2 separate regions of the Homo sapiens genome follow, and region 2 is linked to region 1. A link is a contact called in ENCODE Hi-C or POLR2A ChIA-PET data. All regions are on one chromosome and are shown on one strand. Each heading gives the region's core, a stretch centred on a gene start or an enhancer-like site at or near the end of the contact. The rest is flanking DNA. Distances are from core to core; before and after follow the strand shown. Region 1 has its middle 6.4 kb from the start of LINC02766. Region 2 has its middle 14 kb from the start of MIR6730.

Region 1 (3,288 bases), core at 400-2,899:
TGCCCACCTCGGCCTCCCAAAGTGCTGGGATTACAGGCGTGAGCCACCGCGCCGGGCCGAAGCATTGTCTTCTATTTTGCCAGCCACCTCTCCAGTTGCTCCTTCGCCATCTCCTTTGCTCGTGCTCCTACACACATCCATCACATGCTGGAGCTCCTTAGGGCTTGTCCAGGCCCCCTTCTCATCTCAAATTCTACTCTCATTATCATCAAATCTGCCCCCATGGTTTAAAACACATCACTGGTTGCTTAAGCTAGAAACCCAGAAGCTACCCTTGATATTTCTTTTTCCCTAATCTCTCTCTCTTTTTTTTTTTGAGACAAGTCTTGCTCTGTCTCCCAAGGTGGAGTGCAGTGGTGCAATCACGGCTCACTGCACCCTTGACTTTAGGACTCAAGTAATTCTCCTGTCTTGGTCTCCTTAGTAGCTGGGACTACAGGCGTGTGCCACCAGGGCCAGCTAATTTTTTTTTTTTTTTTTAGAGATGGGGTCTTGCTATGTTGCCCAGGCTGGTTTTGAAGTTTCAAACTCCTGGGCTCTGGTGATCCTTCCGCCTCCATCTTCCAAAGTGTTGGGATTGCAGGCGTAAGCCACGGTGCTTGGCCCCTAATCTGTGCATGAAATCAATCTCACTGGTTTTTCTGTTCTCCCTCAAAAACATATCCGGATTCTATTGGCTCCCTTCCATCTCTCTGCCCCCATCCTCATCCAAGCCTCCTTATTTCTTGCCTGGGCTATTGCAGCTGCTCTCCACTACTAACTCATGCTACCCTGTCTCCATCTGCAGCCAGACAGGTATTTCTTTTGCGATGCCAACCTCACTGTGGAACCCTCTGCTTATAGCCTCTCCTAGCGTGGCTTACAGAGTCCAACATGACCTGGCCCGGCTGCGCCCCCCACCTCCTCTCATTGTGCTCCAGCTAGTCCAGGGATCCTGGGACTCAGCTGTGCTAAGCAGGTCCCTGCCTCAGGGCTCCAAAAGGACACTGTCCTCTTCCCGGTGCCTCATGAACTCTCCTCACTCTTGCTGGACTCAGACCATCTGCCTCTTTCTCGGTTGAGTCTTCCCTGTCACACCCTGACGTCCACCACTAGTATAGCTAGCTCAGTGAGGGCAGCAAGAATGCCACCCTATTCACTGTACATCCACGCATCCAGTACCGAGCCTGGCACCCAGTACGTGCTCAAGAGCAGGGGCTGGAAGTGCCTCCCTGTTGCTGGAGGGGCAGAGGGTTAGGTTCTGTAGCATCAGACTCACGTGTGTTGTCTGGGAACACCTAGGGATGCTCGATCTCTGTGGACAAACCATGGAACAGATCGAGAGTTGCCTTTCTGCAGGCTTTGCCAAGCTTCCCAGAAGTCTCTGTGTACCCCTTAAGCATCTTAGGAAAATACGCCCAAAAGGCAGGAATTTTCCCTCTAAAGTGGCCCTGGGAGCTGTTTCAGCACCCGCCCCCTCCCAGCACCGCCCCCTCCCGTCTCCCACACACCCCCTCCCTTGGGGGCTCACTTGCCCGGGGTTTCCAAGAGCCAAGTTGGTCTAGATTCACACATTTCCTCCAAGTCAAAACGTACCCGTGACCTTTCTGTGCTTTTGAGTCAGACCAGAATAAGCATGAGGTGTGAAGTTTTATGAGCCCCTGGGAGCTGCTGACGCTGGCCGTGCTCCTTGGGTAAGACTGTGGGAGAACACGATCTGGCTCCCCTCAGCGACAAGTGGGTTGGCCCCGCTCCTGGGCGTGGGGCAGGCAGCTCTGCAGTGCAATTGTTCCAGCGTCAAATCCTTCTGAAGTTCCAACTGGAGTATTTGGAGGAAGCTTAATTAAGACTGCTGTGTTCTTCTTTTTCCTTTCTTCTAACTTTGTTTACTTTAAGCACTTACTGCACTTCCAAAGGATATAGCTGGAGTTAGAGACTCTGCCCCGCAGGCCACTTGAAGATGCAAGGCAGTCTCTCCCACACACAAAATAAGATCCTGTAGGACTTAATTCAGATAGTCTACAAAGTTCTGTGTGTCTGTCTGTCTATCTCTATTTGTATGCCTCAAAGAGATAATATACTTTTGTTTCATATGTTCATGGAATATTTATTTATTTATTTTATATGGAGTCTCGCTCTGTCGCCCAGGATGGAGTGCAGTGGCACGATCTCGGCTCACTGCAACCTCCGCCTCCTGGGTTCAAGCAATTCTTCTGCCTCAGCCTCCCAAGTAGCTGGGACTACAGGCGCACGCCACCACGCCCAACTAATTTTTTTGTATTTTTAGTAGAGACGAGGTTTCACCATATTGGCCATTCTAGTCTTGAACTCCTGACCTCATGATCTGTCCGCCTCGGCCTCCCAAAGTGCTGGGATTACAGGCATGAGCCACTGAGCCTGGCCCTGGAACATTTACATAAACTGATCAAGTACTTGGACAATAAGAAAATTACAATGAATTTTTTTTTTTTTTTTTTTTTTTTTTGGTCAGAGTCTCACTTTTGTTATCCAGGCTGGAGTGCAGTGGTTATGGCTCACTGCAGCCTCAACCTCCCCGGCTCAAGGGATCCTCTCACCCAAGTAGCTGGGACTGAGGCACGCACCACCACGCCAGGCTCATTTTTGTATATTTTGCAGAGATGGGGTTTCGCTGTGTTGCCCAGACTGATCTCAAACTCCTGAGCTGAAGTGATCCGCCCACCTTGGCCTCCCAAAGTGCTGGGATTAGAGGCATGAGCCCCTGCGCGCAGCCCAGATGTTTCTAGAGTGTAGAAATCTTCAGGTTACATTTATTTACTGATCACAATCCAATAAAATTCAAAACATTAATTTAAAGGAGATAATTTGGCTGGGCACAGTGGCTCATGCCTATAATCCCAGCACTTTGGGAGGCTGAGGCGGGAGGATTGCTTGAGGTCAGGAGTTCGAGACCAGCCTGGCCAACATGGTGAAACCCCATCTCTATTAGAAATACAAAAAATTAGCCGGGTGTGTGGCATACCAAGTCCCAGCTACTCGGGAGGCTGAGGCAGGAGAATAACTTGAACCTGGGAGGCGGAGGTTGCAGTGAGCCAAGATTGCACCACTGCACTCCAGCCTCGGCGACATAGCCAGACTTCGTCTCACATAGATAGATAGATAGATAGATAGATAGATAGATAGATAGATAGATAGATAAGATAATATTTGGAAATTAACAAGTAGGTAATCCTTAGATCAAAGAAGAAATTAAAAGCAAAATTAAAGACTACATAGAAAGCAATAAAAGGAGAATGCTTACTGCCAAAATTAATGAGGCAAACTGAGTAC
Region 2 (3,288 bases), core at 460-2,959, 46 kb before region 1:
GCCCTCTGACCCAACCCAGAAGCTTCCCCAAGAGTTACATAAAGTCTTAACCTACATGCAAACCTCAGGCTGAAACCTCCCAGCTTAGAGAATATTAGACATAGCTCAGGTGATCATCAGTCTGGTCTATGTGCAGAAATGCCAAGTCACGATTATAGCCATGCTTTTTTTCTTCTTCTCTTTTTTTTTTTTTTAAACATGGGAACTTGCTCTGTCACCCAGGCTGGAGTGTGGAGTGGAATGGCACAATCACGGCTCACTGCAGCCTCAACCTCCTGGGCTCAAACAATCCTCCACCTCAGCCTCCGGAGTTGCTGGGACTACAGGTGCATGCCACCACGCCCAACTGTTTTCTTTTTATTTTTCGTAAAGACAGAGGTCTTGCTATGTTGTCCAGGCTGGTCTTGAACCCCTAGGCTCAAGCAATCCTCCTCCCTCAGCCTCCCAAAGTGCTGGGATTACTGGAATGAGCTACCACGCCCGGCCTGTAGCCACTCTTGAATGAGTACCTAGAATGGAGGTCAGTCCCCAGGCATAACATTTTAACTCTTCATTATCCATGCCACTTGGCAGCAGCTGAAGACCAAAAAAACACAACTCCGAGACCGCTCTGGAGACTTCCAACAGCCTTGATGTGGCGCAGCCAGAATGTGACGCCCAAATCTCAGTGGCTTCCAACAATGAAGGTTTCTGCCTTATTACTGCTACTAGTCCTTCAAGAATGGCTACAGGTGTGCTCCGTGTCATCTTCGCTCTGAAACTCAGGCTGACCAGGGGGCCTCAGGGAGGATGTCTTATGGCACAGGGTAGACATACCTGGTGAACTGTGCACTGGCTCTTGAAGTTTCCACCTGGAAACAACACTGTCACTTCTGCTCACATTTCATTAGCTGGAACAGGGCACGTGGTGGAGCCGCTATTAACATAGCAGGAAATACAATCCCGCGTGGAGGAGTAGTCGTTAGTTCTGAACCAGGCTCTGCCATGCCAGGGAAGAAGACATCATGAGCAAAAATTAAAATATAGGTTGAGGACAGAGGGAAGCAGCTGTATGGCTTCCAACTGCAAGCCCAAGGACACAGTGACTTTTGGGAGGGCACAGGAGGTGCTAAGCAGAGCCCTAAAGAGGCAACTGTCAGTGTTCATCTCACGCTAAACTTATTTAGGTCCTCACTCTGTTGCCCAGGCTGGAGTGCAGTGGCCCGATCATGGCCACTGCAGCCTCCACCTCCCAGGCTCAAGCAATCCTCCCACCTCAGCCTCTCGAGTAGCTGAGATTACAGGCATGTGCCACCACGCCTGGCTCACTTCATCATTTTTTTGTAAAGATAGGGTCTCGCTATGTTGCCCAGGCTAGTCTGGAATTCCTGGCTTAAGCAACCCTTCTGCCTTGACTTCCCAAAGGAGTGCAACAAGGATCCCTAAAGTCTGATTGGACTCTGGGAGTTGCAAGCCCCGCCAGCCCTCCCCAGTTGCATTGAGAACCAATCGCTGTGTTAGCAGAGTGGGACCCTGGCGTCCCAGAGCCCCAGGGGCTCAGAAGGGCAGGGCCTGGTCCCACCCCACCCCCTCCCTCTCAGCCAGGAGCTTTCAGTCTTTTTCTGGATCTTTTCCCAGAGGAACCAAAAGAAAAAGCACTGGGCAGAATCCCAGGAGGCCCCATTCTGGTCCCTCTCCCAGATGGTTTAGCACTCAGAGAGCCTTGAGAGTGAGCGTGGAGAGCTAATTCTGTCCTTAGCTTGGCCATGCAAAGAAGAGTGACAAGTGCCAAACCCCCAAGGGGCAGGATGGGGCAGGCCAACCCTGGGAAGAGGACTTGGGTCCTGGGAAATAACCTCATTGCCATGCTTAGGGTTCCTCCCCATCCCCAAGGAAAACCAGATTGGAGGTAGGGATCCAGCCCAGGGAGGCAGCAGACCCAAGCCCCATGCTGGCACCATTCCAGGGGCTTGGACTATCCGGCCTGGTGAATGGTCAGGAATTGAGTCTGTGGCCACTGCCCTGCTCCCAGGGGACAGAATGCTTTGACAAATGGACTTTCTTCTTCTTGAGCCAAACTGATGTCCGGGAGGGACCAGGGTGACAGAAAGCTCCTGGGCTGATCACACGGACAGCTCTGCCTGATGAGGCAGACAGCCCTTGCCCCTGGGGATGTCCCAGTTCAGTGGGGATCAAAAAAGGAGCCAGGTCACAAATACACGAACCCCACTGCCCCAGTCCTAATCAGCACAGAGGGAAGAAGATGGTTGTGGTTTGTGGACAAGAGGGTCATCTACGGTGAGAAGCAACCCCCACCCACCACAGCACATCTGGGACTTCTGACCCTGAGGGGTCTTCTCTGATATTCAGGAGAGGCCTTCCAGGGGAAGCAGGTCTGTGATAAGAACCCAGAGGTCTATGCCTGTGAAGAGGGCTTCTATATATGGGCACCCCTCACTTGAGGAAAAGCCAGGAGGTGACAAATGTCCCTTGTATTAGTTCATTCTCACACTGCTATAAAGAACTACCCAAGACTGGGTAATTTATAAAGAAAAGAGGTTTAATTGGCTCCTGGTTCCACAGGCTGTACAGGAAGCATGGCTGGGGAGGCCTCAGGAACATTAACCTCAGGAATCATGGCAGAAGGCAAAGGGGAAGCAATCACATCTTCACATGGCCAGCAGGAGAGAGACAGAAGGGGAGAATGCCACACACTTTTAAACAACGAGAGCTCATGAGAACTTACCCACTATCACAAGAATAGGGAGGGAGAAATCCGCCCTCATGATTCGATCACCTCCCACCAGGTCCCTCCCCCAACATTGGGGATTACAATTCAACATGAGATTTGAATGGAGACACAGAGCCAAAACATATGATTCCATCCCTGGCCCCTCCCAAATCTTATGTCTTTCTCACATTTCAAAACCAATTATGCCTTTCCAACAGTCTCCCAAAGTCTTAACTCATTCCAGCATTAGCTCAAAAGTCCAAATCCAAAGTCTCATCTGAGACAAGGCAAGTCCCTTCTGCCTATGAGCCTGTAAATCAAAACAAGTTAGTTACTTCCATGATACAATGGAGGTACAGGCATTGGGTAAATGCTCCCATTCCAAAGGGGAGAAATTGGCCAAAATAAAGGGGCTACAGACCCCACACAAGTCCAAAACCCAGCTGGGCAGTCATTAAATCTTAAAGTTCCAAAATAATCTCCTTTGACTCCATGTATCACATCCAGGCCACGATGACACAAGAAGTAGGTTCCCAAGGCTTTGGGCAGCACCACCCCTGTGGCTCTGCAGAGTACAG

Evidence for each region. A loop is a pair of places that touch in the nucleus more often than their neighbours do. ChIA-PET counts read pairs that join two places held with the same protein, here RNA polymerase II (POLR2A). Pooled maps may share reads with other maps.
Region 2: a map of endothelial cell of hepatic sinusoid shows a loop between it and region 1 (6-fold over the local background). The contact joins two enhancer-like sites. A Hi-C loop is called at or near these places in 6 of 168 maps with a recorded cell type or tissue (Caco-2, PC-3, Right ventricle myocardium inferior and 3 more) and 1 of 50 pooled maps. POLR2A ChIA-PET finds 5 or more read pairs at or near these places in 8 of 52 experiments (H1, HepG2, OCI-LY7 and 4 more).

What each region holds. Positions count from the first base shown.
Region 1 is chr1:12,517,466-12,520,753 of GRCh38, reverse strand. No RefSeq gene overlaps it. Among named protein-coding and RNA genes, the nearest start is that of LINC02766, 6.4 kb to the left of the region's middle. Within about 2 kb of position 1,649, at least 11 of the 41 ENCODE cell types and tissues checked have a DNase peak (open chromatin) inside an H3K27ac peak, as active enhancers do.
Region 2 is chr1:12,563,794-12,567,081 of GRCh38, reverse strand. No RefSeq gene overlaps it. Among named protein-coding and RNA genes, the nearest start is that of MIR6730, 14 kb to the left of the region's middle. Within about 2 kb of position 1,709, at least 6 of the 41 ENCODE cell types and tissues checked have a DNase peak (open chromatin) inside an H3K27ac peak, as active enhancers do.